3 separate regions of the Homo sapiens genome follow, and regions 1 and 2 are each linked to region 3. Evidence: chromatin loops called from intact Hi-C (ENCODE). Cell type or tissue: IMR-90. All regions are shown on one strand. Each heading gives the region's core, and the rest is flanking DNA. Links, peaks and the distances in the headings are about the cores only. Region 1 has its middle 33 kb from the start of MTPN. Region 2 has its middle 53 kb from the start of FAM180A. Region 3 overlaps NUP205 (nucleoporin 205).

The links. Peaks named below come from ENCODE experiments on the same cell type or tissue, not always from the same donor. Only the 100,000 strongest peaks of a DNase experiment are listed, where the experiment ranks them.
Region 1: it touches region 3 in a loop (9-fold over the local background); 11 of 110 quality-filtered maps call a loop at or near these places.
Region 2: it touches region 3 in a loop (15-fold over the local background); 7 of 110 quality-filtered maps call a loop at or near these places.

The regions. Positions count from the first base shown.
Region 1 is chr7:136,004,904-136,015,487 of GRCh38, forward strand. It overlaps a transcript of LOC105375523 not described here. Among named protein-coding and RNA genes, the nearest start is that of MTPN, 33 kb to the left of the region's middle. In IMR-90, for the core only: a CTCF peak has its summit at 4,770 (motif pointing left); no DNase peak of the experiment used is centred there.
Region 2 is chr7:135,796,148-135,806,731 of GRCh38, forward strand. No RefSeq gene overlaps it. Among named protein-coding and RNA genes, the nearest start is that of FAM180A, 53 kb to the left of the region's middle. RefSeq lists a silencer at 2,927-3,147. In IMR-90, for the core only: CTCF peaks have their summits at 1,232 and 5,112 (motif pointing right); a DNase peak (open chromatin) is centred at 5,114.
Region 3 is chr7:135,617,472-135,628,055 of GRCh38, forward strand. It overlaps NUP205 (nucleoporin 205), which reads left to right. Exons shown (of 43, transcript NM_015135.3): 27 at 131-211; 28 at 941-1,132; 29 at 1,952-2,219; 30 at 2,319-2,417; 31 at 5,306-5,454; 32 at 7,693-7,884; 33 at 8,769-8,890; 34 at 10,502-10,584. Among named protein-coding and RNA genes, the nearest start is that of STMP1, 40 kb to the right of the region's middle. RefSeq lists a silencer at 310-604. In IMR-90, for the core only: a CTCF peak has its summit at 3,971 (motif pointing right); a DNase peak (open chromatin) is centred at 3,960; H3K27ac peaks cover 426 bases.

The DNA.
Region 1 (10,584 bases), core at 1,762-9,761, 390 kb after region 3:
TTTTTAAATGTTATAATAACTGGCCAGGCATGGTGGCTCACGCCTGTAATTCCAGCACTTTGGGAAGCCAAGGCAGGTGAATCACTTGAAGCCAGGAGTTCGAGACCAGCCTGGCCAACATGGCAAAACCCTGTCTCTACTAAAAATGCAAAAAATTAGCCAGATGTGGTGGTGCACACCTGTAGTCCCAGCTACCAAGGAGGCTGAAGCAGGAGAATTGCTTGAGCCTGGGAGGTGGAGGTTGCAGTGAGCCAAGATTGCAGCACTGCACTCCAGCCTGGGTGACAGAGTGAGACTCCATCTCAAAAAACAATAAAATAAAATAAAATAAAATAAAATGTTATAATAACAGAGTACGTGTAACTATATATAGAAATACTATGAAATGTGATTGTTAATTTTATTGCAATACTAGACTGTTGTGTTCATTATAGGAAAGAATGATCGAGTTTGAGGTGTAATGCTTTTAAAAATTCATTTTCCTTTTTCTATGACTATGCTTCCATTTCCCAATCTATTACTGATACTGAGAGTTTTAGCTGACTGAGGCCATTTAAAATAATATAATTTAGTCTTCCACCTTACTCTGAAACCCACACTGAAAACAAATATTTCTTAAAAAGCAATTACATTTATGTGCTTATTACCTGCCACATATATATTATAAAAGTTGATTGCTTTATGTAAGAGAAGTTAATCTGAAATCATTCTTAGCTAAATGTAATATTCTCTGTACTTGTTAAAACAAGCAAAATAAAATGGCAGGAGCAATATAGTTTAAGCATTTTTTTATTGTATGTTTGGCAAACTATGAAAATTAACATTTGGAAATTCTTTTGCTCTATTGAAACCTTGTTATTGCCTAGCCATGATAAAGGTAGAAATATGAAAATATTCTAGATTGTTACATTTTATGACTAAAGTACAAAATTATAGAAATAAATAGAAAGGTACACTTTGGGAGGCCGAGGCAGGTGGATCACAAGGTCAGGAGATCGAGACCATCCTGGCTAACACGATGAAACCCCGTCTCTACTAAAAATAAAAAAAAATAAAAAAAAATTAGCCAGGCGTGGTGGCAGGCGCCTGTAGTCCCAGCTACTCGGGAGGCTGAAGCAGGAGAATGGCGGGTGAACCCAGGAGGCGGAGCTTGCAGTGAGCTGAGATCGTGCCACTGCACTCCAGCCTGGGCGACAGAGCAAGACTCCGTCTCAAAAAAAAAAAGAAAGAAATAGAAAGGTAATAATAATAACAATATTTGTAGAGAATTTTGTAAAATATTTTTCACATCTGATATGGTTTGGCTGTGTCCTCACCCAAATCTCATCTTGAATTGTGGCTCCCATAATTCCCATGTGTTGTGGGAAGGACCCCATGGGAGGTAATTGAGTCATGAGGGGGGGTCTTTCTTGTGCTGTTCTCCTGATAGTGAATAGGTCTCACTAGATCTGATGGTTTTATAAAGAGGAGTTTCCTGCACATGCTCTCTCATTTCCCTCTTGCCTGCCACCATGTAAGACATGCCTTCCACCCGCCGCCATGATTGTGAGACCTCCCTCGTGGAACTGTGAGTCCACTAAACCTCTTTTTCTTTATAAATTACCCAGTCTTGGGTATGTCTTTATCAGCAGCATAAAAATGGACTAATACAACATATATTATTCTTATTTAATATGTAGAACAGCTTCAGGGAGTTGGTAATATTATTTTTATCCCAGAGTTGAGGGAGTAGAGTTTCAGAGAATAACATATGCACAGTAGTATCTGGTGAGGTTGAAGTTTTTTGACTTCAGCTCTGTAAAATTTCATTGCATGAAACCACCACTGTGCAGGAAAACTAATGGATTTGGATCTCAATATTGATTTTAAGGAGATTTTAGGATTTTCAAAAATAAATGTTAAGAAAGTGGGTATTTATATTTGGTTTGGTGTTTAAGGGAATTGTCAAAAGTGGAAAAGAGTCCTTTCCACCCCAGATAGTTTTTATTCTTTCCAGGTAGAAGACACAGAGCATCATCCAGATCCTCTCTTCCTTAGTGAGAGGCACACTCTGTAAAGAGTGGTGTTCAGCAGAAACTGTAGAGGCAGACCCGGAATCAAATCCCAGTTCTGCCATCTCTTCTTAGCTAAGTGGCCTTGGGTGAGTGAATTCACTTCTCTAAAACTCAGTTTCTTCATCTGAAGAATGCAGATCAGTAAAGTACCTATGTGAAAAGATTTGTTACAAACACAAAATAAAATAGTTTATGTAAGACACTCAGTAGATTGCACTAGGTATACAATGAACTATCATCTTTATGTCCCATGCCTTCAAAGACAGTAAATTGAGTATGCATGCAATATTTTAATGACTTATGCCTTAAGGATCTTAGTAAACTTAACATGCCCAAGTTTAAATTGGCATACGTGTTAAAACCTGACTTTTAAATTTTCTGAGGGTACTAATTCAAACATATTATTACATTGTTCCCATAAGTTAGCTAATTTTGACCCAGTGAATATGGTCCCTGTATGCCTGTGAAACTCTCTCCTGATACACTGACAGTAGGTGAGCCTGTGGCTGGTTTCTGCCTGAAAGGATGCATGATCCACATAGGTTGTTAGAGGCTCATGTTAAACTCTGAGCATCTGCCCATCTTGACATTCTGGCCTCCAATCTGGGGCTATTTTGAGAGAGTACTGAGCTGCTTGAAGTGTCATAAAGAGTTTCAGCAGGATTGAGGACAATAGATTAGTTTTTACCATGGTTAACTAGCTAAAACTAATTTTAGGAACTGGACATTGTTTGGAAATTATTGCAATGGGTATTTTTCACTCATTGATTTGCATAAACACATCCAAATAGTGTTTATTAATCGAAGCAATATTCATTGTTGACTCCTTGTGGATTTCTAGGTAGGCCTATCGTTTGAACCCAAAGATCCCTTATTGTTATTTCTCTAGAGACGGAGCACATATGCTTGATGACAAGGGCGAATTTTTAAGAGAACACTGAACTTCTAAGTATTTATTGATCCATCTGGACCCAGTTAATCCCGAGCCCAGTACCTGGAACTTGGGGTGGGAAGATGGTGGCATTTGGAATTTCTGGGTTGATTTGTATTGTTATCATATGGATGAAATGTCTTTTTTTTTTTCAGTTTGTGTGTTTTATATATACTTATTGTTTAGATTCAAGAACCGGCTAAACTGAAAAAGTCTTTAATGAGTTGAAATGGCATGAGAGACAGTTTGTCTTTTAGTTGCTCAGGGGTACTCTTTATTTTCTCATCCCTAGGTAGAATATGTTTTCTGAGGAATGAACATTCTTTGTATCTTTGTACATCCCACTGCACTCAATGCTTGTCAGATTTATCTGTAGTAACACCACATTTCGCATCAAATTTTAAGAGCTGGATGAAATGTAGTTAAGGATGTCAAGAGAAACTATAGCATTTAGAAAATGGCTGAAAAAATGAGGATGTTTTACTTAGAAAAGAGAACAGCATTTATGATGGTTATTCTTAAATAATTACAGTGCAGCTTTTTATATAAATCCAGACAACGAAACTAGAAACAATGAGAAGTTATCTTTGGGCCTGATGTAAGACTTTCATAATGCTGAGATTTTCTTATGAAAGAAATGGGTCCCTTTGAGGAGTGGAAGGCAGTCAGCTCTCTGTCACTGCATTGGATGACATCCTTTCATCCTTCAGCTACTGAAGTGACTTTCACTTTGGGCAGAAGATTGGATTGGTTGACTTCCCAAGATTCACTTTAACTCTAAGATGCTATGATTTCACAATCTTTAAAAACTGAGCCTAAAATATAAAATGTTTTGAGAACTTACTGTGTGACATGGACAAGTCCTGCATCCCCTCTGGGCTCTAGATGTCCAATCTGCAAAATGGAATGGCTGGGCACTAGATCAATAACATACATCCTCTGGCCTTTGAGTTGCATCGAACCTGAAATGTAGAGAAGAAAGACTGGAAGCTGCCATCATGCTTTACCTCTTGAATGTGCCCAGGTGTCGATGTTTTAGTGGTTTATTAAACAACATTTTCATTCACATTTTAAAGTTTATTAAAGTGGATGATCTAAGTTTTAAGACTTCTTTTCCCCCATAAGACACAATGATGTTATTTTCATTTGGAAGGAAAACAAACATGTGATCCGAAAAATTTTGATTTTTCTTAAATTGCTTCTTGAACCACCATTGTATTTGATGATGTTTTTAGTCCCTGCGTCTTGCATATTGTTTTTAATTCCCTCATCACTCTTAGAATAATAGATTCTAAGTCTAGAAATTTGAAATTGTTGGTCCAGTAAGCTTCTACCCCTCGATTAGTCACTGCTTTTTGGAACCCAGCATTGGCTGGAGCTGAGAAGGGGCTATCCAGGGAACAGAGACAATTTCTCTTCTAGTTGTAGGAAGGAGTACACTTCTCAGAGCACAAAGGAGAATAGAGTCAAAAGTAATGTGTACTCAAAGCCTTTTCGAAAGCACTTACCTTCTCAGCAACCAAAATCACCCCCTCCCCAAATGAATGTTCTAGGAACAACAACTTTTACTTAAAAAAAAAGATCATTTATAGTGGAGGTGGCCAAAAATGAAATACCAGATTCTAAGTTCCATGAGAACAAAGCCTTCACTACTATATTCCTAGAAAATATCACAAAGTCTGGCGATTAGTGAGAACTCATTTTGTTGAACGAGTAAATGAATGAAGGAACAAATAATTTTCCTAAACTTTCCCCTTCTGTACTTCTAATGGTGAGAGAGCCCCCTGCTGGAAGAATGAATATTACATTATGAATAGCAACATGCAGTTTACTGAAAATATTTCAATTAATCACTCTAGTTTCTAGACCAGGTCATGCCTTATTGGATAAAATCTTGTAAAAAGCTCTGTGAAGAATCACTGACTAGGAAAGGACTCAGTTGGCACTAATTGGATATATTGGAAATCAAACAACAGACTTTAAAACTGAACCTCACGCTCTGAAAATTCTGAATGATATTAAAAGCCTATAACTTACCCTGCATTTGGACATTGGTATTATAAATTATTATGGATATGTTAAATTAACGTTCCCTATTAGTTCTGTAAGTTGTTAGTAGATGACTATAGCCTGAGTACCAAATTGTGAATATGTAATATGAACAATATAAGCAACAGTAAGCATCACCTCAAATGAAACTGACAAGTTAATCTGATTTTTTTTTTTTTTTTTTTTTTTTTTGCTCTGTGGCTGAGGCTGGAGTGCAGTGGCACAATCTTGGTCAACTGCAACCTCCACCTCCCAGGTTCCAGTGATTCTCCTGCCTCAGCATCCTGAGTAGCTGGGACCACAGGCACACACCACCATGCCCAGCTAATTTTTATATTTTTAGTAGAGACAGGGTTTCACCACGTTGGCCAGGCTGGTCTTGAACTCCTGACCTCAAGTGATCCACCTGTCTAGGCGTCCCACAGTGCTGGGATTACAGGTGTGAGCCACTGTACCCTGCCAATCTGATGTTTATTGATACACACACACACACACACACACACATTCATGTGACAGAAAAATTATCTTTGTGCTGCTTAATAATTTGGTAAGTAATCAGTAGTTCATGAAAATTACTTGGTAGTATTTGTTACAGAGTTGGGACAAAATGTTAGCTTTTCTAGGAGTTCTTCAATAATGAAAATGATTTCCACTTTTCACCCATGTAGTTTAACAGATGCACACAAACACACTCAGTCTGTAACTGACTGCTCAATTTTTATAGCTCCCTCTGCACCTGTCTTCTGTCTTCCATTCCTTGTCCTCATTTCTACCTCGGGGTCTGCAGGCATCTGTATGTTTCTTACTTCTGTCCTGTTTTGGGTATCCTGGATGCTGGAGGGGCAAAAGGGAGACAGGGTCGAGGAGGTGAGAATGGACTTTCCGGAAAACCAGAACACTGCTACTACCCTTTGGAAGCAGGTTTGGGAAGGTGGTAGAAGGGTCTTAGGCAGCAGTGTACATCATGAGATAGGGGTGAGAATTCAGTAAGATGGTGTGCTGGATCCTGATGGCCTGGAGACATGGGTGTGACCAAGGAGAAGGAAGAGCTTGGAGGGAATGAATGGTAGAATGACTTTTCCTATGGAGTGGAGGAAGCAGTATTGGGTTGAAAACATCCAAAGTAGGAGTCAGACAACCAGGAGAGCTGCAGGCCCCATCACCAACTAGGAGCACTTCCTCTTGAATAAAAAAAACCCACAGGCAGAGGCCTTCAGCAAGCACTAAGTGGATACTCCAGGGCTTTTCAAACTTGACTGCATATTGAAATCACCTGAGAAGCATTAAAAAGTCTTGATGCTGCCTAGTCAGAGATTCTGACTTAATTGGTCCAGGGAGTTGGCTGGATAGTGGGCTGTTTTAAAGCTTCTCAGGTGACTCCAGGGTGCAGCCAATGCTGAGAATTGCTGGTCGGCACTCTGGGGAAACATGGAATTTTTAACTTCAGGTGAGGCATGCTATTATCTCTGGTTCTTAATGCATTCTTTTCTTGCTGTATATTATTCTTTTCCCCTTCATCACTGTGGTAGGCAGAATAATCACTCTCCCCTGAGCCCCAAAGACGTCCACTCCCTAATCCTTGGAACAAGAGAATATCTTACCTTATCTGGCAAAAGAGACTTTGCAGGTGTGATTAAATTAAGAATTTTGAGATGGGGAGGTTATTCTGGATTATCTGACTAACCTCAGGTGTAATCACAGGGTCCTTTTAAATAAAAGATGGGCTGACAAAAGCAGAAGTGAGGCGATTGCCGTCTTTGAAGATGGAAGGTGAACACGAGCCAGGGGTTGCTGGTGGCATCTAGAAGCAGGAAACGACAAAGAACGAATTTTCCTTTAGACCCTCCAAAAAGAACATAGCCCATGATTTAACACCATGATTTGCACTTGTTTTGGATCTCTGGCCTCCAGAACTGTAAGCAAATAAATTTGTGGTAATTTATTATAGCAGCAATAGAAAATTGATACCGTCACCAATCCCATTTTTATTTATTTATTTAGAGACGTAGTCCTGCTCTGTTGCCCAGGCTGGAGTGCAGTGGTGCTATCTCGGCTCACTCCAACCTCCTCCTCCCAGGTTCAAGGGATTCTCCTGACTCAGCCTCTAGAATAGCTGGGATTACAGGCATGCGCACCCATGCCCTGCTAATTTTTGTATTTTATTTTATTTTATTTCATTTCATTTATTTTTTGAGACAGAATCTCTCTCTGTTGCCCAGGCTGGAGTGCAGTGGTGTGGTCTTGGCTCACTGCAAGCTCCGCCTGGTGGGTTCACACAATTCTCTTGTCTCAGCCTCCCAAGTAGCTGGGACTACAGGCGCCTGCCACCATGCCCGGCTAACTTTTTGTATGTTTAGTAGAGAAGGGGTTTCACCGTGTTAGCTGGGACGGTCTTGATCTCCTGACCTCATGATCAGCAATTTTTGTATTTTTAGTAGATATGGGTTTCACCATGTTGGCCAGGCTGGTCTGGAATGCCTGATCTGAAGTGATCCGCCTGCCTTGGCCTCCCACAGTATTGGGATTACAGGCATGAATCACTGCGCCCAGCCTCCAATCCCAGTTTTACTACTTACCTCCTCCACCCCCGTAATCAGCCACTGTAAACGGATTATTGTATATACTGGAAATGCATGCATCCTTTAAAAATATACCTGATTTTTCTAAAGGAAATAAACTAATGTGATTATGGAGGCTTTTGCTAGGTTTCCCAGTTAGTTTCCCAAAATCTTTAACAGGAAACAAAGCGTTTCTCTTCTTAACTCTTATATTTGTCCGGAATTGGGGGGTTCTTGGTCTCACTGACTTCAAGAATGAAGCCGCGGACCCTCACGGTGAGTGTTACAGTTCTTAAAGGCGTTGGTGTCCGGAGTTTGTTCCTTCTGATGTTCGGATATGTTCGGAGTTTCTTCCTTCTTGTGGGTTCGTGGTCTTGCTGGCTTCAGGAGTGAAGCTGCAGACCTTCGCAGTGAGTGTTACAGCTCTTAAGGTGGCGCGTCTGGAGTTGTTCGTTCCTCCTGGTGGGTTCGTGGTCTCGCTGGCTTCAGGAGTGAAGCTGCAGACCATCAAGGTGAGTGTTACAGCTCATAAAGGCAGTGTGGACCCAAAGAGTGAGCAGCAGCAAAATTCATTGCAAAGAGCGAAAGAGCAAAGCTTCCATAGTGTGGAAGGGGACCCAAGCGTGTTCAGTAAAATAAGAACGAGGAAGTGTTGAGTTTATTTAATGTAACTAAAAAATTACTGTATGGGTGTGGGTATCATCAAACGCAAGCATAATTACTAATGGTGAAAAGTGCCTCAACTGAAAGTCAAAAGTGAGACGATGATAACAACTCTCACCATTATTATTTAATTTTGTTCTGAAAGGATTCACCAATGAAATCATACAAAAGAAAAAATTGCAATTTCACAAGATTAAAAAGCTTTCAGTAATTTTTTTGGTCTCACTAAATTTATAGATTAAATGGAATTGACATCTTTAAGCTTTTTATCCATGAATAGGGTAGGTTTTTCTATTTAAGTCTTCTTTTATAAATCTCAGCAGAGATATACCTTTTTTTGTTTTTCAGTAAAGGTCTGCCGACTTTTAGTTAAATTTATTCTAGATATTTAAATCTTTCTCTTGCTACTGTAAATATATAGGTTTATTTAAAAGATGGTTTTTAGAATATATAATATGTATTTAAATGATACACAGAAATGATGCACTATCCATCTAATTTTTGCATATAGAAAATCTATTGACTTTCAGATATTAATGTAACTTGTCACTTTACTGAATATTCTTATTCTAATAGCTTAGAATAGCTTTTGATTGATTTTGTGTTTTTCAAATGTAAAATCTTATGCAATTTTGTCTCTGCCTTTCCAATTTTCATCACCTGTTTCTTTACGCTGTGAACATAGTAGAAGACAATAGAGTTATATTTAAGATCATGAACCTGCAGTAAGTCTAGATTCAGGTCCTAACTCTGCCACTTTTTCTCTTTCTGACCCCAGGGAAGTTACTTAACCACTCTGCATTTTAGTTTCCCTGTCAGCAAACTGGGGATAGGGTTATTGGGGGGCATAAAATGAGATAATATGTATAAAAAATTTACAATCATTCCTGGTGTCAGGATTCAATAAATGTTAACTATTATTATGAATTGGATTGGCTAGCACTTACAGGAAATTCTTACCAGTGAAGCTAGTGAACATAATGATTTTGTTCCTTTCTGATTTAAATGGAAATACTCATAACATTTCACTGTTTAGCATAGCAAATGTTTAACTTACTTTTGGAGATACATGTAGATAAGTTTTAATTATATTTTGCCATATTCTTATCATCCATTTGATCTAAATTTTTAGATAGTCGGTTGAGCCATATGAAATTGTCAATATGTGACTCTACTTGACCCATAAAAATGATGATTGCATATATTACAGCCTAATAGCCTGTATTCATGAAGTGGAATAAAGTATTCCTTTTTTTTTTTTTTTTTTTTTTGAGACGGGGTCTCATTCCTGTCACCCAGGCTCAAGCAGTCCTCCCAATCTCAGCCTCCTGAGTAGCTGGGCTTATAGGCATGTGACACCAAACCTGGATAGTATTCTATAATTCTCTTAATTTACTCTATTTGTGGTTATTTGGGGGTTGTTTTCCCAATATCCAATTTTATATATTTGTGCTTTTTCTTCTCCTCACTTTTTTTGATTAGGTAGTTTAACTTTTATGTTCAAATAACTAGTTCTTCAGTATGTGTATTGATTCTATCATTTCTCGTTTCTAATTCATTATTTTGCTATTATCTTCATTAATTCCTTCTGTTATTATCTAAGTTTTAATGTGTAGCGCTTTCTAATTTCCTTAGATTGAATTATTTTTACCTTTTGTTTAACAATTATTTATAGTTAATGAGTTTTCCTCTCAATGCTGCTTTAATCATCTGTTTTCGTTATCACTATTTTCTGCCTACCTAGTTGAAATATTTGCTTTGACTTCTTGTTCACCTAAGAGAGAATTTAAACACTTCTAGATGATGTGGGTTTTTGTTCTGTTTTTGTTATCCATTTCCAGACTTATCACACTGTGATTAGAGAATTTTACATGTATGGTTTTTAACCTTTTGGAATTAATTGAGATTTTCTTTGTTGCCTAATGTGTGGTCTATTTTTGTGTAAATGAATGAACACTTAAATAGCAGGTAGAGTTTCTATTTTATCATGGTGAGTTCCCTACTTACATCTGTTAGATCCATATGATTGGGTATGTCAGTTATTAGCATTAATACTGATGCTGCATAGGTTTACTTAAATCTGTCTCTGGCCGAAGCTGCCATGCCTTGAGCTCTCTGGGTGAGTTTGTTTTTGTTTTTCTGTCTAACATTGCTATGTCTAATTTTCTATATGAAGCTCATTGTGCACAAATAAAACACTGAGAAACGCAGTTGGATGTTTCTTGACATGCCTGCACTCTTAAGGTTTGAAGACCATCTTCTCCCAGGACCCTTGGGAAAGGGAGTATGAACAGGGAAATACTCCAGTGAGGGGATTAGCGTATGGTCA
Region 2 (10,584 bases), core at 809-8,808, 180 kb after region 3:
AATTCAGCAAATACAGGGGAAAATGGCATTTATAAAGAGAACAGTTGAATGGCTGACTAGTGTACAGGCTGTTTCAGACTGGCGCAGACAGAATCTCAGCAGAGACTTCAATTAAAGACTAATCCAAGTCAGATGAAGTGAAAATAAGGGGCAGTCTAACACTCTTCTCTCTGGCTCACTTCTTTGCTTGCTTTTTTCCAACTTCTGGACTCAGAGGCATGTGTCAACTTGCAGGGCCTCAGTAATCTGCTTTCTCAGCTTTGGACTGTTTTAGAAGGCAAAACAACCCCCTTGTTCCAACATACCACAGCTACTTAGATGTGGAAATTTAACCTTCTTAAGATCAAAATCCCCTTAAACACCTTGTCTATTACTATATTGGAAAGAGTATGACCTAAGAGTTAGATTGCTCTAAGCAGGCTAGCTAAAAAGATCTCATCCATATTGTACCTATTCTAAAAAAGACGAGACCTTGAATAATTCCCAGGAATAAGTGCATTTGGTCTGAAGTAGATACACCAGGAACTCCTGAACAAGGGAGGACTGTTTTGTAATTTTCAGAGTCATCACTGCCTTCACGAGGCATTAGAAAGAGAAAGGACTCTGGCATTGGACGGGCCTGGACCCAAATCTTAGGTCTTCCCAGTGATGGGACTTTTCTCTCTGGGCCTGTTTTGCTTTGTTTTGCTTTTATTTGTTTATGTACTAGTTGCCCTTCTGGTTGTTGTGAGGATTAAATGAGATAAGGTATATGGTTAGTTCTTTTCTGTGTCAAGCATATTCTCTTCCTATGTACCAACCCCTCATCCCTACCCTGTGCAACATTCATTCTTCACGCCAGTTGTATTTTTCTTGTCCACAGTTTAGAAAGTAACAGATGGAAGACACAGCACAGCAGAATGGCAGATTCATGTTCATATAACATTATATGAAAAACTCACACGTTTTCTATTGAGGTAGGCCATGGGCTTTGATTCTTTCTGCCCATTCTCTTCCTTTTCATTCCACTGCTAGATAAATTAGGTCACCCAGAAAGCACACTGTTCACCTAAAACATCAACACACCCTATTTCCTTTGAACATCAGAATCAAAGAAAAGCAAACAAGCATACCAAAGAAACCCATCGTGGGGACTGGGAAGATCTTGGCTGCCTCTGAAAGGCTTGGATCCAAGCCCTTCATTCCACTTTCAGTAGGTTAGGGGAGCTTTCAAGGACAAGTTCCACCCTCAGTCTCCTACAGGACAGTGCCACCTGCCTTCAAAACCCTGCAGTTTTCTTCCTTCCTTCCTTCCTTCCTTCCTTCCTTCCTTCCTTCCTTCCTTCCTTCCTTCCTTTCTTTCTTTCTTTCTTTCTTTCTTTCTTTCTTTCTTTCTTTCTTTCTTTCTTTCTTTCTTTCTTTCTTTCTTTCTTTCTTTCTTTCTTTGGCAGAATCTCACTCTGTTGCCCAGACTGGAGTGCAGTGGTGTAATCTAAACTCACTGCAAGCTCCACCTACTGGGTTCAAATGAGTCTTTGGCCTCAGCCTCCCGAGCAGCTGGGACCACAGGCATGCACCACCACACCCGGCTAATTTTTGTATTTTTAGTAGAGATGGAGTTTTGCCATGTTGTCCAGGCTGGTCTAGAACTCCTGACCTCAGGTGATCCGCCTACCTCAGCCTCCCAAAGTGCTGGGATTACAGGTGTGAACCACCACGCCTGGCCAGAACCCTTCAGTTTTCTTTAACACTTCGGAAGTTGATGATCACCATCCATCTCAGCTGCTGGGGACTCCCCAGCTTCTTCCACAAACATTTGGCATGTGCCAACCATGTGCTCTCCTTGCAGTCAGGCACCTCTCTGGTGTGGTGTTTCCAGGTTAGTGGATCCAATGCTATTAAGTTGGTGCAAGAGTAATTGGTTTGTTCTACAAATACTTTTAATGGCAAAAACCACAATTACTTTTAGCACCAAACTAATAGTTATACCACAATGATTTTGTTAGCCTTAGGCAGAGGGGTGTCTTAAATTACTTGCATTTAGACGTTGCCAAAATAGTAAAATTATTTTAATAGCCTAAGAATAAGTTCAGGGTCCTTGAGCCTCCACAATGTAAATAAAAGGTTTTTTTCTGATCGCTTGTAAGTGGCAAAATAAATAGTCCTCTGGCACTCTTCAGTATTTAGAAGCTGTTTGACTGGAGGCAAACATACACAGACTGGTTTGCTCTTCGGATAGGGAAAGTCTTTCTCTCTTCCTCACCCCATGTTTCTCCCTTGCCTCTTCCACATGTTCAGAAGCATGGGAGAGCAACCTGCCCTTCCCTCTCTTAGCTTCTCTGCAGGATGGCGGAGTGGCTTGTCTAGTTGGTGAAATGGGAGAGGGGCTCTGAGCACGTGCAGGGCAGCACCTTCTCGGCTAAGCACAAATGCTAAGTCAACACGATTTGCTCTATACAGCATTTTCCAAATTCGCCTGTGCTGGAATTTATGTTTTCTCTGCTCATTGTCTGAATTTTACATAAGCCAGCTATCAGCAGGGACCTACCAAGGTCACAGTAAATAGCTAAACTTGGCTTGAACCTACAGTTTCTTCCCACTCTGGGGATAGAGAGGGGCTGATGTAGTCAGGGTCACTGCAGCCTCCAGGACCCCAAGTCTTTGCAGGTAGTCTCTGTCCCACATCACAGCCACCCAGATGTGACCACAGCTGCTTCTGAAGTCGCCAGAAAGTCCCATTCACCCCAGTCACAGCCGGGGGTTGAGTATGTTTCCTTGCAGAGAGGGGCATTCCGCCTCTCTAGGCAGCTTCCCGTTACCTCGCTGACACCCCCCTTCACCTTCCTGTCTTTCTTTTCACCTCTTTCCTCCCACCCATCCACCCTGCCTCCATACCAACCACGGGAAGCCCAGGCCATGCTCTCCTCACAGACCTTGTGCCCACCACACCCATGCCCCTCAAGGGCTCACTATTTAACCCTAGTACTTCCCAAGTAACCCTTCCAACAAAGGAGTTTCCTCTCAAAGAGGAATTTTGGTGGCAGCTATTTCAGATGGTATTTTTTCATCCCCAGGACCGCTTGTACTGCCTTTATGGTACGTAGTTTACCCACAGCACATCTCCCTGTGGCCAGGGACAGCATGGAACCCCATCACTACTTGTTGCTGCCCACAGGGAAATGTCCCCACTGATTTCCGCTCAGTTATCACTCAGTCAGGGACTCAGCTTTCCTTCGCGGTCCCTTACCCAGGTTCCTGACCCGAAGGTTAGGGGGACGTACACGTGTCCGGGACGTTGTCTACAGGAGAACTTGGCAGAGGCTTCTGTGGGGGCAGCTCACCCTCCTTGCTGGACTTCTCTGACAGAGGAACCTTCTTTCTTCTGCTTAGGGTGCTCCTCATCCTTCTGGAATCCAGACCATCCTCCACTCCTGTTTTCAGTGGCCACCATCTTTTCTCTCTCCTTCCTCAACCCTCTGAGGAGAAAAGTATTTGTGTTTCACTGAAGTGGAAGTGAGTGTTTTCTTTGGACCTTTGTTTCTGCATTGGGGTGTAGTCTGGGGAAGAGAAAATGGCCATGGGGTATAGGTAACAGAGAAGAGGGGCAAGAAATATGCACACAGCCATGTAAGGTAAGGGTTCACAGGCTGTACACTGTGCAAATGCGGGAGTCCCATTCACACAGTGATATGACATGAAAGTGGATTCACAACCTGATGAAAATGCCACCTTTGAGCTCTGCCTTCTCTCAATCAAGGGCAGTGTGGACACATAGAGAGAGGAACGTGCTTTGAGCCTGAGAGATTCTGATTTGAGTCACCCCAGCTATGTTACTATCTCACCATATAGTCCTAGACAACTCCCTTAACATCTCAGAGCCCCAGTTTCCTTATTTATAAAAGGACAGCAATAGCGCCTCCTTTACAGAGTTGCTGTGAGGGTGAAATGAGATCTTTTGTAGTTGCCTGGCATGTAGTAGGTGCTCAATAAATGTCATTTCCCCAGAAGCATTGTCCTGGTTGAAGGAGTGTTTGCCAATTTCACTACTGGCCCTTTTCCAGTGAAAATATTCAGGGTCTTTCCGTAGATGGTGAAGGAATGTCTGTTGGAGGCTGAAGAAGATACAAGTATTCTTCTTACAGCATAATTGAAGAAAATAATGAATTTATCAAGATACGTGGCCAGTTGAGGCATCCCAGAAAGTTGAGTTTTAACAACAACTAAGACAACGTATAGAGCACGAAATGTTAGGCACAGTTTTAAGCCTCTTCCATGTATTATTGTGCCATTGAAAATGGACCCTTCTGGGACACAGCATTCAAGACTCTGGGATTTTGTGTCTTTGTAAAAGGGAGAGAAGATGTCTTTTTATTTATTTATTTTGAGAAGATGTCTTTTCTTTGCTTCATATCCACCCTCCTGGCATTGTCTGGTACATTATATGTCTTTGCGTCCCCACATCTGGCCTGTTCCTATCAGCATTCTCTCTCTTTTGAGCAGTTCCTTATCTCTGAGCAATGAACTGAGCCATTTCCCAAAGATGGGCATAATCCGTGGGTCTCCTGCGTAGGCGGGAGCCAGCTTGTACTGGCTGTGGAGAGCTGACGGGGGCAGCTTTTCCCAGCTCTTCAGCAATGAGGTCTCGCTAGTCCTTGAAATCAGCCACCATGCGAGAGTTTGCATCAGGGAAATCAGCAAATGCTACCCATCGAGACCACTCCCTCCCGGGTAGCAACACCGTGGCTGGCCCCACACATTGGGAAGAAAAGCTCAGCAGGAGGTTTCAAACTTGGATGGAAGAGCTGGTAGAAAACCTTTGTTTCATAGACATGCTTTAAAGGTGGAATTTCAGGTAGGAAGTCTTTCTGCATCTATTAAACTCAAAATTGAGGAAGAGAAGTAACAGGTCTTCAAAAACTAGGCTGAAAGATGTCCTCCGCGGACCAGGTACATCTTTAGTATAACAATCGTGGCTGGCAACAGCTTAACACGCTCAGGGACATCTTCATGTTTCTCATAATGCAACGTTTCAGGAAACTCTGGAAAGTAAACACGAGGTCACAGATTCAGTTCTGGTGAACTAAAACTCAAAAAAATGGTTCAGCATATCCTGAACTCAGTGTTTGTACACAAGATGGCGCTCTCTTCTTAGGAGAAGACAATTGGAACACTTGCTAACCCCTGAACTCTCTTTGCATGTTGTGATCGATCGCATTGGTGCAATTGGTGTGAGCTGAGCAATATTAAGGTCAAAATCATTGGCTTGATGCCTTATAAATGCATTTCTGTGAATATACGAGTTAACACTAATTATTTCCATTCCTGGGGAGGGGAAGGGTAGGAGAAAAGACTAAGCCAACTGCAAACCCCGTTGCTGGTGAGTCTTCTGTTCACAGACAGAGAGGAAATTAGAACTGATCTCTGTGTTCACATAAGTGGCCAAAGAGTCCTTAGTCTCCCAATGGGAGACAAAGCTGGGTGTCCAAATTCCTCTGTAGGACCCTGCATCTGAATTCACGGGCCGCCTCTCCCCTAACCCCCGCCCCGCCGTGCCCCTCATCCCTACAGGTCGTTTGCTATACATCACCAGTTCTGTAAATTACAGACACAGTCCCTGTCCCTCTTCCAACTTGGCACAGATTCAGGCACTGACCAATCTACTTTAGGTGCCCTGTCTTCTCCCAGCCCTGGCTAACTTGCTGGCTCTGGAATACCCATCTTCTCTGGCAGTTCACCATATCTGAGTGCCCCAGCTCAAAGCCTAGCCTTTTCCTTTGGCCCATTTTGGTCACAGATGCCAGCTTTCACCCTCTAACCCAGACTGGAACAATGGTCTTAGAGGCCACTTGCCCTATGGCCTGGCTAGAGGTCCCTCCAGCCATCACCTCTGGTATTGTCTGCTGGGTTTTCCGCTGATTGTGGTCCCTCAGGCTCTTTGTCCTGTTTCTGAGTGCAGCCCTGCTCTGGCAGTGTGCCCGGGAGACCACTTCCACGTGCTTGGCTCCTGCTGTCCTTGTTGCCAACTATTCTTGGCACCTGGACATTTATCGTGCTGTTCCCCAAGTCCTTTGCTCCGGGTGATTGCACTCCAGGTTGTTTCTCTGCCTCGCTGAGAAATGAAGAGCCCTTCCTAAACCTCCCAACTCTGCTCTCAGCACCGCACCCTCCATTCAGTAGGAACCGTCTTGGGAAGTGGACTCTTGGGGGTTTTGTGAACTAGCCCTCCTGTCTCTTTGTTAAGTTGTGAGGAGGCTGCAGACATCCTGTGCATGTTAGATTAGTCCACATTTCAGAGCCAGGAGGAACAAGAAACATGATGGCCTCATAGTCTAGCCTTTGCAGACTTTGCCAATGACATGGGTAGGTTGATCCTGCCTCACCTCATCCCGGCTGGTCCTGATCAAGTCCTCCTGCCCCCAGCTGAAATCTCACTGTGCTAACTTCAAGGGAACGATCATGTTACGACACCAGGATTTCTTGCTTCCCATCTATTCTTTTTCTTCCTTACGTTTTAAGTATTTCTAGAGCTGGAGAGGCCCAAGAAGTCAAGTGAGAGTTTATTTAAGGTGAGCAGATCATATTTGAATGCAGAAGGGAAAGATCTCGTTGGTAGGGAAAACAAAAGTATTTGTGATTGCTTGCCGTGGAGAGCAAAAAAGCCAGGGCTTTCAGCCATTCATTGCCCAAAATCACAGCACTCACAGGAGTAGAAAAGGTCAGAATAAGCCATGGGGCCAGTCTGTGACTCACCATTTCTTTTGAAACCAAAGGTTCACTTCTCTGGAGACTAATTCTGTTCTTACTTTCCTAATTCTACCTTGGAGAGTTCCTTCCTCAGTCCTAGGCTTTGATCTGTTCTTGGAATTTCAATCTTTTCTCTTTCAGGCACTGTGACAAATTGATGTCATTCATATCCCACACCAATGGTCTCTCTATACCTATGCCTTTTGCCCTGTAACCTTGCGGTCCCTGCCTACTCTGACTCTGGGACTTACTGTGGTCAATGGGACAAGAGCAAACTGGATACAAATTTGGGCTTGTTTGCTTCTCTCTTTGTCATCAACTCCTGCCACCTTATGAGAACAAGCCTGGGCTATCCTCCTGGAGGATGAGGGATCATATGGAACAGAGCTGAGTCATTCTAGCTTGAGGTAGTCTTAGACCAGCTGACCCCTAGCTGACCTGCCAGACATGTGAGTGTGAGCCTGCTCAGATCAATAGGATAACCCAGCCAATCCACAGGCTCATGAGCAAACATACATCTTTATTGTTGTGTTCCACTGAGGTTTTGTGGTTGTCTGTTATGGAACAATGTTGCGGCAATAGATAACTTATAGTGGAAAAGAATGGGAGGACCATAGAAGGTTTCTTACCCCTGAGATTCTGGGGGTGATTAAGTTCTTTCTTCACCTCTCTGTAGGCTAGTAGGAGTAGATTGGCAAAGTGCTCAGAGAGTCTGATGACCCATTTTTATTAAAAGAGCACAAAAGATCATAGCTGCTTGAGCCAGATGTATGTGTGGGAGTGGGATCTATCTGGATATGGGGATGGATGTTTGTAATCCTCACTTGGGCTCCATGATTGACTCCTGGTAACTAAACTATATTTTATTTATTTAGTTGAAGAAGTAAACACCTTCTGCATGTGGGGCACACTTGTAGACTTTGGGCTTGTCATGTGTGACACAACACCTGCCCACATGGCACTACAGTCCAACAATCGGAACTTCATCACTTGGATTACTACAATCATATTAATAATGGAAAAGAACTCTTTAACTTGTTTCCAGTCCAATCCATCCTGCCCACTACTGCCAGATTTATTTGCCCCAAATCCCAATTCACTTCCAAACTTTTCCTTCTCTGCTCAAGGGTGTATAATGGTTCCCCATGGCCTTTTGGGCTAAGCCTAAACTCATTCTGGTATTTTAGAAACCTTATAATCTAGCTCATCTTGGCTATTCAGGCCATCTTCCACTATTTTCTGTGGCCGTAACAGGCTCTGTGCTTTTCCCTGTGCAGGTACCTTGCTCTTGTGTCCCTCCCTACCTCCCCCACCTCAGCTCTGCACCAGACCTGTGGAGAGCCTACGTATCCTTCAAGTTTCAACTCAGACCTCACCTTGTCCATAAAGCCTCCTTAGTAACTCTAGAAGATGTTGATGTTTGCCCATTTTGATGACCTATAATACTGGGTCATTCTCCAGTGGGCGAAAGCCATTGGTGGAGAATTTACATGAATCATCAATAGACTAATCAATTGAGGTCAGGCATGGTGGCTCACATCTGTAATCCCAGTGCTTTGGAAGCCTCAGGGAGAGGGATGCTTGAGGCCACAAGTTCAAGACCAGCCTGGGCAACATAGTGAAACCCCATCTCCATAAAAAATAAAAAAATTATCCAGGCTTGATGGCACATGGTTGTAGTCCCAGTTATATGGGAAGCTGAGGTGAGAGGATTCATTGAGTCTAGGAGTTGGAGGCTGCAGTGAACCATGATTGTGCCACTGCACTCCAGCCTGGGCAACAGAGTGAGACCCTGTCTCTAAGAAAAACCAAAGAATGATCGATACAAAACCTCCCTTGTACCTCAGGGAAGGGTTCTTAAGGCATATGTGGTCTTTTTCTCATTCTGCAAGCCTAAAGAAGAATAAGGAAAGGAAGTAAACACTATTCTGTATAATAATATGATTCTCTAACCTCACGGATGGATAGAGATGACACCTCAAAAATTATGAAAGTTAGAAAAATATTTCCTTCCTAGCAGAAGCTACTGCTCCTGAGAATTAATGTTTGTGCACATGTGTGTGTCTGTGTGCGTGTACCTGCGTGCATGTGTGTGAATTGGCCTATTCCAACAGGTCCAACAGTTAAGGGACAATCCTGCCCATAACCCATTCAGGTGAGAGATCACAAAGGCAGTCTGGCCTAGGAGATCCCTCTTACCCACTGGGAAAGTAGGAATTCCAAAGCGGTTCCCACTGGACTGCTCTGTGGGATTTGGTGTGTTAATGCTTATCTTAGGCAGTTTGTGCTACTATAACAAAACACCTGAGACTTGGTAATTTATGAAGGCCAGGAATTTATTTCTCATAGTTCCAGAGTCTGGGAAGTCCAGGATCAAGGGGCTGGCAAGTGTGGTGTCTGATAAGCGCCCAGTCTCTTCCTAGATGGTGCCTTGTTGCTTTGTCCCCTGGAGAAGATAAATGCTATGTCCTCACAAGATGGAAAGGACAGAAAGGGCTAAGCCAACCCCTCCAGTCCTTTTATTTTATTTAATTTTTAATTTTTTTTAGATGGAATTTCGCTCTTGTTGCACAGGCTGAAGTGCAGTGGCACGATCTTGGCTCACTGCAATCTCCACCTCCCAGGTTCAAGCAATTCTCCTGCCTCAGCCTCCTGAGTAGTTGGGATTACTGGTGCCTGCCACCATGCCTGGCCAATTTTTTGTATTTTTGTAGAGATGGGGTTTCATGATGTTGGTCAGGCTGGTCTTGAACTCCTGACCTCAGGTGATGCACCCACTTCTGCCTCCCAAAGTGCTGGGATTACAGGTGTGAGCCACCTCGCCTACCCCCTCCAGCCCTTTTATAAGACACTAATCCACTCACGAGGGCAGAGCCCTCATGGCCTAATCACCTCCTCAAGGCCCCATCTCTTAACAGTGTTGCATGTTTGAATACGAATTATGGAGGGGACACAAACATTCAAACCATAGCAATGGCTGTCACAATTATCTAGAATTCCCGAGAGTCTCCTCCAGACGAAGTGATTTAGACTTGGGAAGTGAATTAAGGGGAGAAGGAAGATGATGGTAGACACCGAGGTCCCTTTTGGTGAACAGTTTGTTTTTCCCAAAGGCAAATAGAGATTCCAGTTTGGGAGTTTTGATGAAAGGCAATGGTCTGAGGAGAGATACAGGAATTCTGGGTCAAGGGTTCCAGGTGGGTAATGAAGGGGTACAATTCAGGGGCACCTATGTGGAGGTACTCATATTTTAGATGCTCTCCTTTTGGAGCCTGGGAAAGTCCTATTTACTTGGTGCTCAGCTTTATCCCTTTCCCTCATGTAGACGTTGAGTTCATTCTTTTAACTGACCCAGTTCTTGTGAGACGTAGCCCTGCGTGGCCTGGCATGGAGAAAGTGGGGAGATGGATGGTCAGAATGGAGGGTTATGAATGCAGCTCAGCATTCACAGGGAGTTGCAGTTTCTTTAATTTTTAGCTTTATGATTTTACTTCAGTGAAAATCTAAAACTGTTAATCTAAGATCTTCTGACTAGCCATTCTTTAACCAAAATTTGTCATAATATTTTTGTGCTTGCATTTGTACTTTTGTGCCCAAATCCCATTTGTACCAGGTAAAAGACAAGAAATCACAGTGGCTGCACGGATGAAGCTTTGGAGTTTCAGATAAGGAGATGAGGTAGAACTTTGTCATCTCGTAGCTTACTGTGGTGCCGGGATGCTGAACACCAAAGGATCTGCACCATTGCAGTTTCACGTACAAATAGATACACTGTGTGGCTCGACTGTACTTTGCAACTTGCAGTTCATTAAAAATAAATATAGGAGGCCAGGCGAGGTGGCTCATGCCTGTAATCCCAGC
Region 3 (10,584 bases), core at 871-8,870:
GCTCCTGTTAGATTATATATAAAGGTATCTGACACCTTTCCCTTTAGGGCAGTTTATGGTAATTGCTAGGTGTTACTGTTCTACCAGTGTCTGAAATGTCTTATTTTTCTTTCTTTTCCTAATTATCCAGCTTCTTCATAGGGTTCTTGTAGCTGAAGTAAATGCCCTTCAGGGTATGGCAGCCATAGGACAGAGACCTCTACTAATGGAGGTAAGCTCTATTGAGTATGTGTTCGTTTCAAACTTCTAACTACTTAGGTTGCTGGTGAAAAGACTAAAATAGTATATTGACATGTAGTTTGCTAATTAGTAAGCTGCCTAAAAATTAAACATTTAGGGAGTCTTTCACTTTTGATTTTATAACTTTTATAAACTGAACTATCTGGTATGCCAAAATAAATAACACCTTTTCTGCTAGGCTAGTTAAGGATTTGCAACCTGACCATATTTCGTATTAGACTTCACTTGGTCCCCATCAGTGAGAGAGGAGGGTCATTTGTCATCACAAGTGGAAAGTTACAGATAAGAGGTCAGGTGGGAAGAACCACATGAATGGAGATACAGCCGGCCAGGCCAAAGCAAGAGGCAAAGAAATAAAAGAGATGTCAGAGAAACATGCCATTGAACTTGGAGTTTAGATAATTCTAGTGCTCTAGAGTAAGCAAGTATAAGTAGACAGGTACAAGGAGAAAGAAGATGGTGTCAAAAAATACATATTTATCTATGCCACTTCTGTCCCCTACCTTTCATGCACATACACACACATACACACCTTATATGTTAATATTTTTTATAGCCCTGGCTACTGAAATAATATGAAAAGATACCTGCTTCCTGGCATGCATGTAGTAGGTTTCCAAATAAATATTTTCTGAGTAACTGACAGATAACTGATCTTATTTGCCTGTTTAACCTTGTGATTCAATTCCTGTGGCTTTAGGAAATCAGCACTGTACTTCAGTATGTGGTAGGAAGAAATAAATTGCTGCAGTGTCTTCATGCAAAACGTCATGCTCTGGAGTCGTGGAGGCAACTAGTAGAAATTATACTGACAGCTTGTCCCCAGGACCTCATTCAGGCAGAGGATCGACAACTGATTATTCGTGATATTTTACAAGATGTGCATGATAAGGTGACGTACTTCCTAAAATACTTTATACTGCTGAACGAATGTATCATTTAAACAAATATATTTTGGCATCCTAATTGTTTTCCATTTTCGATTGGGAGTAAAATAGAATTGTGCAATACCAACGTTAAGACTTTCCTTGAGAAAGGGATTAATTCTGTACAGTAGTGGCTCTCAACCAGAGTGTGTGTCTGAGTTATCTCGGGAGCTTTGTAAAAATTCACATGGACAGAGCCCACCCCAGACCTACTGAATGTAGTGGTGAGACCATTTATGTGAATTTCAAAAAGAAAACCTCCCTAGGGAATTCTGATAGGAATCCCTTCTGGTTAAGAACACCCATTACCTAGCATCATGTTTAAATTTCTCTGTATATATTAGATTCCTTTCTTTCTTTCTTTCTTTCTTGACTAATTTCTGTATTCCATTCTTATATTGTTACCATAGTTGACAAGCTAAATGTATATAAAACTTGTTAATGGGCTGTGTGCAGTGATTCATGCCTGCAATCCCAGAACTTTGAGAGGCCAAGGTGGGAGGATCACTGGAGCCCAGGAGTTTGAGACCAACCTGGGCAACATAGTGAGATTCCATCTCTACGAGCATGATGGTGTGCACCTGTAGTCACAGTTGCGGGAGGCTGAGGTGGGAAGACCTCCTGAGCCCAGGAGGTCAAGGCTGAAGTGAGCTGAGATTATGCTACTGCACTCCAGCCTCGGTGACAGAGCGAGACCCTGTCTTCAAAAAAAAAAAGCTATGAAATTTGTTAATGATTATAGCTGAAAGCAGGATTCTCACTCTAATTTGCCCTTGTCCTTTAAGATACTGGATGATGAAGCTGCGCAAGAGTTAATGCCTGTGGTCGCCGGGGCAGTGTTCACACTGACTGCTCACCTAAGCCAGGCCGTCCTCACTGAACAGAAGGAAACATCAGTCTTGGGACCAGCAGAGGCCCATTACGCTTTTATGCTTGATAGTTGCTTCACCTCACCTCCTCCTGAAGAGAACCCATTAGTGGGTTTTGCTTCTATTGGAGATTCTTCACTTTACATCATATTGAAGAAACTGTTAGACTTCATTTTGAAGACAGGTTTTTTTCATTTAAATTGTCTATAAATTCTATCTTTTGTATTTGTTTTAACTTTAATTGAGAAAAGATTTTCATTTGACATCTTCCTAATCTCCCTAGGTGGTGGATTCCAACGAGTGAGGACTCACTTGTATGGCTCTCTGCTTTATTACTTACAGATTGCCCAGAGACCTGATGAACCAGACACCTTAGAAGCAGGTAGAATGAGATCAATTCCTAATCTTTTCTGGATTGGGAGATGGTTACTTTAAATTGAAAAAAAAAATCACTTCTCCATCTTTTGACTAATCACAACTGTAAAAAATGAGTGTTAGTGTCATTTTTAAAGCATTTACTCAAAAGTTGAGGAAGAATGTTTAGTTTTTAAGAATTATGAAGTAGTACATGAGTACTACTTTTAAGATAACCTTCAAATAATACTTTAGCTTTATATACTTCTGTAACTCCCTCACTTGCCTCAAGTCCGACTGAACAGTGTGCTCTACATAGAATGGTCCAATGTCTTTCTTTCCTTTGTGCTACATCAGAGTACTTATCTAGTTGATTCTTTTAAAATATCTCGGCCTGGCATGGTGGCTCACGCCTGTAATCCTAGCACTTTGGGAGGCCGAGGCCTGTGGATCACCTGAGGTCAGGAGTTCGAGACCAGCTTGGCCAATATGGTGAAACCCCATCTCTACTAAAAATCAGAAAATTAGCAGCCATGGTGGCAGGCATCTGTAATCCCAGCTACTCAGGAGGCTGAAGCAGGAGAATCGCTTGAACCCAGGAGGCAGAGGTTTCCCAGATTGCGCCACTGCCCTCCAGCCTGGGCAACAAGAGTGAAACTCTGTCTCAAAAAGAAACACAAAAGTCTTTGTTATTCCATGATATGGATGAAACACTTATCTGCCATTTTCCTTATTCACAGGCATTTCAATTGTTTCTAAATTTTTATTACAAAAATGCTACATCAACTTTTTTTATATGCCTATATTTCTCAAAAAGGATACTGCTTAATGGTGGAATTTCCATGTGTAAAAGTATGTACTTTTATTTTAAAAAGATTCAAATGAATGACCTTCTCCAGTATAAACTCATCAATAGTATACATGTATCTTTTTGTACTAGTGAGGTTTTGTTTGGATAAATTCCAAGAAGTGGAATTTCTTGGTCAAAAGTTAGGCACATTTAAAATATTGCTAAATGCTGCTTTCTAAAAAGTTAGCATTTTTAATTGAAACTAATCTTAAGACATGAAAATGTTATTAAGTGTTCAACACATCAGTATATAATGCTTTATATACTTTATAGACATTTGATGTTCAATCAAGTTATTCAGAGTTATTCTGCCATTTGTTAAGAAGTTGTCAGAGCACCTTCTGATAATGGATTTTCTTTGGGCTCTTCACCTTTGTGAGTGTTATTTTGTATACACTGTTAAAAACCACTGTGTACGTAAGGTTGACTTGATCTCATTATCCTTATGGTGGTTGTATTTTATGCCATACATAGTACCCTATAAGGTAGTAATAGCCAAATGGTAGATTTATAGGCATGTAGCACCCACATAAATAATGCATGAGAATATTTGTAAGATGAGGAAAAATAACAGAATAGTTTAGAGAAGTTTTTTAAGCAAACATGAGCTTCTTTTAAGAAAAGAGATAGTAATGGGATTTCTCCACTCAGCACCTCCCACATTTTTCTTTTGTGTGTGTGTTTTTCTTAACATTCCATTTAGTTGAATTGGCCAAGTCACCACTTAACCACTAGGTGGGGCTCTACAATAGGCTTTTTATAAGAAGTCATCAAGATGCCAATTTAAAAACTGCTGCTATGTAGCAGTTGGAAAAAATGAGATTAGTTTCCAATACAAGTTATTGCTTTATTTAATGTACTTGTGAAATTTTTAAAGAGTCTCACATAAGAGTATGTTTGTGGGTCTTACATAAAATGTATGATCATACTGTTCCTAATCATTGTATAATGGTTGTGCTTTTATTTTTATAATAGGTGTGCTTTTATTTTTAATAAGTATTTCAACTAAAAAAAAGAATAAAAATATCTGATTTTTTTGGAGGCAAATTTTTGTCTACATTGTACCTGATCCTTTCTAGCTAAATTTTCTTTTCTTTTCTTTTGTTTTTTGAGACAGAGCTTCACTCTGTAGCCCAAGCTGGAGTACAGCGGTGCGATCTCAGCTCACTGCAACCTCCACCTCCTGGGTTCAAGTGATTCTCCTGCCTCAGCCTCCCCAGTAACTGGGATTATAGGTGTGCACCACCACGCCCCACTAATTTTTTGTATTTTTAGTAGAGACGGGGTTTCACCATGTTGGCCAGGCTGGTTTTGAACTCCTGTCCTCAAGTGATCCACCGCCTCGGCCTCCCAAAGTGCTAGGATTACAGGTGTGAGCCACCACGCCTGGCAATTTTAAAAGATCTCAATAAAAGATAAAAGATTGATTAGCGGCTGGGCACGGTGGCTCACACCTGTAATCCCAGCACTTTGGGAGGCCAAGGCAGGCAGATCACGAGGTCAGGAGATCAAGACCATCCTGGCCAACATGATGAAACCCCATCTGTACTAAAAATACAAAAATTAGCTGGGCATGGTGGCATGCACCTGTAGTCCCAGCTACTGGGGAGGCTGAGGCAGGAGAATCGCTTGAACCTGGGAGGTGGAGGCTGCAGTGAGCCAAGATCATGCCACTGCACTCCAGCCTGGAGACAGAGCCAGGCTCTGTCTCAAAAAAAAAAAGAAGGAAAAAAAAAAAGACTGATGAGCAGGATAAATACAGGACGTTGGTTCTCATGGAGTCTTGTAATTCATTTTGATCTCTTTCAGAATGATTTATCCTTTTCCAGGTACAATTATTATCTTAGTGTTATGAAACATGCATGAAATAGGTGCATTGTGTTATTAGAGTTAACCTGCTTGGACCCACCGGTCAGTGGGCCTTTGTGTACAAGCAGTGATGGAAGGATTTTTTTGTTGCGTTTTTTTTTTTTCTTCCTTAGCTCATACCTAGCATGTGAGGTATAATTACTCAGTTATTACACTGCTTTTTACTGGAGTGTTTTTTTCTGTTTTAATCCTTTTAGCCAAGAAAACCATGTGGGAAAGGCTGACAGCCCCTGAAGATGTATTTAGCAAATTACAGCGAGAAAACATAGCCATTATTGAAAGTTATGGCGCCGCCCTCATGGAAGTGGTCTGTCGAGATGCTTGTGATGGTCATGAGATTGGAAGGGTAAAGCAACTCTTATTTAGTATTATAATTGAATAAGTATTTTGACTTATTAAGGTATAAACTGATTCACGGCTGGGTGTGGTGCCTCATGCCTGTAATCTCAGTGCTTTCGAAGGCCAAGGTGGGTGGATTTCTTGAGTATAGGAGTTTGAGACTAGCCTGGGCAACATGGTGAAACCCCGTCTCTACAAAAAATACAAAAAATTAGCCAGCCATGGTGGCATGCACCTGTAGTCCCAGTTACTTGGGAGGCTGAGGTGGGAAAATTGCATGAGCCCAGGAGGCAGAGGTTGCTTGCGGTGAGCTGTGATCGAGGCACTTCACTCCAGCCTGGGCTGCAGAGTGAGACCCTGCTGCAAAAAATAAAATAAAATAAATTGATTCAACTTTTAATAATGTATGGTACATATTAAGAATCATTTTTTATAATATACTGTATTTTCTTATTTGCTATAATTTGAGACTTCTGTTTTATTTATTCATATGTTGTGTTTAATTTTGTTAGAATCTTAATTCAGAATTGCCTTTCAGAATTATCTTCTTGCTAATTTTGAGGTTGACTGGTAGAAACAACAGAAACGCTGCTTAATAAAGATCTTTGGTTAAGAGAATGCTGAATAAATTGCCTTGTACTGAATAGATCTTTGTCTGCCTAATTGCTTTGTGGAGAATTTGTATTTATATTTCTTGTACAGTATGGTGGCACACTGGTAATGATGCAGTGAGAAGATAACTTCTTCTTAATGGAAAATTATGTAGCAAAATTATGTAGCAATTAAATCATGTTTTTGAAGACCATAGGAAATAGGATTTTAAAAAATAAACTGGCATAACCTTTTAGTTACGTTTCTTTGTTTGTTTGTTTGTTTGTTTTTGAGATGGAGTCTCGCTCTGTCGCCCCGGCTAGAGTGTAGTGGCGCAATCTCGGCTCACTGCAAGCTCCGCCTCCCGAGTTCACGCCATTCTCCTGCCTCAGCCTCCCAAGTAGCTGGAACTACAGGCGCCCGCCACTACGCCTGGCTAATTTTTTGTAGTTTTAGTAGAGACGGGGTTTCACCATGTTAGCCAGGATGGTCTCGATCTCCTGACCTCGTGATCCTCCCGCCTCGGCCTCCCAAAGTGCTGGGGTTACAGGCATGAGCCACCACACCCGGCCACCTTTTAAGTTATGTTTTAAAAATTTTAAAATATTTGTATGCATAGAAAAAATACTGGTAGGAGACAGACCAAAATGGATGAACTGTATTTATCAGATTGTGTAGTTATTACTTTTTTTTTCTTTTTTCTTTTTATTGAGACAGAGTCTTGCTCTGTTGCCCAGACTAGAGTGCAGTGGCATGATCTCGGCTCACTGCAACCTCTGCCTCCCAGGTTCAAGCAATTCTCCTGCCTCAGCCTCCCGAGTAGCTGGGATTACAGGCATGCACCACCATGCTGGGGTAATTTTTATTTTTATTTTTATTTTTTTTGAGACAGAGTCTCGCTTTGTCACCCAGGCTGGAGTGCAGTGGCACGATCTCGGCTCACTGCAACCTCTGCCTCCCAGGTTCAAGTGATTCTTTGCCTCAGCCTTCCGAGTAGCTCAGATTACAGGTGCCCACCACCACGCCCAGCTAATTTTTTTTGTATTTGTAGTAGAGATGGAGTTTCACCATCCTGGCCAGGTTGGTCTTGAACTCCTGACCTCGTGATCCACCCGCCTTGGCCTCCCAAAATGCTGGGATTACAGGCGTGAGCCACCGCTCCCGGCCTAATTTTTTTAATGGCCAGGCTTGTCTCGGATTCCTGACAAGTGCTCCACCTGCCTCTGCCTCCCTAAGTGTTGGGATACAGGGGTGAGCCACTGTGCCCAACCTAGTTATTATTTTTCTGTGTTTTCTGTAATGAGCATTATAAAACTTCACAGTGAGAAAAAACAGCTGTTAAAAAAATTTCTTTTCTCTAACAAGCAATGTTAGAGTCTACTAAAATACATCTAATGCCACTAGTTTAACGTGTTAGGTTTTGTTTTGGAAATACATCTTTACCTGAGAGCTTTCCTTTATTGATAAATTGAGGTTCTGGAGCCATAGTTTTTAACTTCTCAAAAAAAAATAAAAAGGAAATTTTGTTGCAAGTAACATTCTCTTTATGAAAAACATTCTTCATATTTCATATCTGATGTCAGATAAATTCAGTTACTGTTGTTGATTTTGGTAGCATCTACATGTTTTGGACTTTAATTTATTCTTCCTTCAGATGCTGGCCCTGGCTCTACTTGATAGAATTGTCTCCGTGGATAAACAGCAGCAGTGGCTTTTGTATCTTTCTAACAGTGGCTACTTGAAGGTCCTCGTAGACAGCTTGGTAGAAGATGACCGTACTTTGCAGAGCTTACTCACCCCACAGCCTCCCCTTTTAAAAGCACTTTATACTTATGAATCTAAAATGGTAAGGCTTTCTAGACATTTGATGTTAGATCAAGAAGTCGTTTTCTCTTGGCTATAGATGTATTAAAGAAAATTAATGTGGCATACATTCTGAATATTTCTATCATAAGCTGGAATCCTTTTTTAAGGAGTTTTAAACTTTGGAATCTTCCTAGTGTGCAAAAGATGAGTGAAATGATCCTCAAAGGGATAGCTGGATAATGGGACTGCTGCTTCCCTCACTCACTCAGGTTGCTCATGATGGCAATATGACAGCCAGTGCTCCGTGAGGACAGAGCAAAATTGTCCTCTCACAATACAATTTAGACTATAGTAGTTGCCTATTGAAAATTTCCATGTAGATATGCTAGTTCTATTCTAAACACAGCATTTTCAATATAGTATATAATTCATTGTTTCTTTGCCTGCAAATCTGTTTTAATTTCTTTTTCCTCCTAGTTAAAAGGATCACAAATGTTACGATAATAGAAGCACTGAAATTTTAGATTCTTCATTTACTCCTTTTTCCTCCTTCATTTATTTAACAGGTATTTATTAAATACCTGCAAAACGGCAGGCATGGCACTAGGTACTAGAGACACAGCTGTTAGCAAAACAGACAAAATTCCTTGCCCTCCATGGGCCCACATGATAATAACAGGACCCACACTGTAAACGAATACTTGAATCATGCAAGCTACTGTCTGTGGGCGCTTTAGATATGTTGAACACTGAGTCCTCATGAAAATCCTAGGAAGAAAGCGGTATAATGTAACCTGTCACTAGCCCAGATTTCTCTTCAGTGATAACTAAGGATGAGAAATTTGCCATCAAAGTGTTGCACTTTTCTCTGAGGCCCTTGGACATGATTTCAGCACTGATGATTTTTCTCTTGTAACTCCTCAGGCATTTCTCACAAGAGTGGCAAAGATACAGCAGGGTGCATTAGAGCTGCTAAGATCAGGGGTGATTGTGAGACTAGCTCAATGCCAAGTCTATGACATGCGCCCAGAAACGGACCCGCAGAGGTAAGTGTCTGTATAGATTAATTTGGTTAAACTCCCAGTAAAGGATTATTAAGGGAAGAAAAAATTCCAAACATAATTTTGCCGCTTAGCAATTCTCTTTCATCTTGGTGTGGGTTTTTTTGGTCATACTGTGCCCCTGTCATTTACTAATAAATGGAAGTTGCTACTAGGGAAAAAGTAGGTAGGAGTGGGAGAGAATTTAGTAAATGTGTACTTGCCCAATGTTATTATTATGTTCAATTGAAATACTTGTTTGCAGTTACACTATCTTTTAAAGAGTTGTAGTAAAATTATAATTTGTTATGGATTTCCTGTTCCGGATGATTTGAATAGAATTTCAGATTATATATATATTTTTTCTGATTTCAATATTTTGCTTACTGCTTGCTAATTCAAAAGCTTCAAATGGAATTGTTTTCAAGTTTCAAGCTTTTCAGCTGATTTCTTAGTTTCACATTCGATTTGAATGTGGAAAATTTGATTTGATTTTCTTTTTTGTTTACATGACTGCAGCATTGTTAGGTAGATAGCATACCTTCCTAGAAGTAAATAATACTTAGTTTGAGTTTAGTAATTGTTTTAAAAGGATCTATTAGCAACTTGAATGTTTGGATTTTTAAGGCTTAACTACAGAACTGTTTTACCTCCAGGGAAAAACATTTATTTTAGTATTGCGGTCTAAAGTTTCAAACATGAGAGTTATTACTTTCACCTTAGGTAAAGTGGGTTGAGTTAAATACTCTTTAGTTCATGGCATGCTATTATCACTTGTCTGTGCAAAGCCTGTCTCTTATTTTCTTATTCTGCTTTCGTTCCCCCTCAATAGGCAGCCATTTTTTTGGTCTAAAAATTTAAATATAAACATTAACAATAAATATTAGCTTATTAATACGATGTTCTGAGACCTACTCTGAAAGGTTAAGTGATTTTACAGCCTCATTTTGACTCTTAAATCTTGTTTTATTTTTATACAGATTGAGCTTCTCTAATCTGAAAATCTGAAATCTGCAGTGCTGCTAAATCTCAAACTTTCTGAGTGCCAATATGATGCTCAAAGGAAATGCCCATTGGAGCAATTTGGATTTTGGATTTTCAGATTAGAGGTGCTCAACCAGTAAGTATGTATAATGCAGATATTTCAAAATCCAAAAAAATCTGCAACACTGCTGGTACCAAGCATTTTGGGTAAGTGGTACTCACCCTATACAATGGGCAGCATAGTGGATTTTTGGCTTGGGTAGAGGAGAGAGAATTTTAGGGAAAGTAGCTTTTTAAATCTGTTTCTTACTTAACAGCCTATATGGCCCAAGGAAGCTTTAGAGAAGAATAAAAATGTTTTGGAAGTTTCAAGCATTATCTTGTCAAATTACATAGGTTTTCCTCGATAAGATTTTTCAGAATTCAAATAACTGTTTTTACTAACTAAGCTATGAGTTTAGGAAGACACATCTTTCTCTGGACCGCGGATGTATATATGGGATGCAGAGTACTCACTAGTTGATTCACATCTTAATCAGCCGGCTCTGATTTATTTGCCATATCAGTGTTAAGGAATTGCCGAGAGTATACCTTAATTCTTGGAATGTTTTCTCCTTGTTTGGTTGAAATAAGCATGTTTGGCATGAGAGACCCTCCAATGTTCATCCCTACCCCAGTGGATCGCTACCGCCAGATTCTCCTCCCAGCTCTCCAGC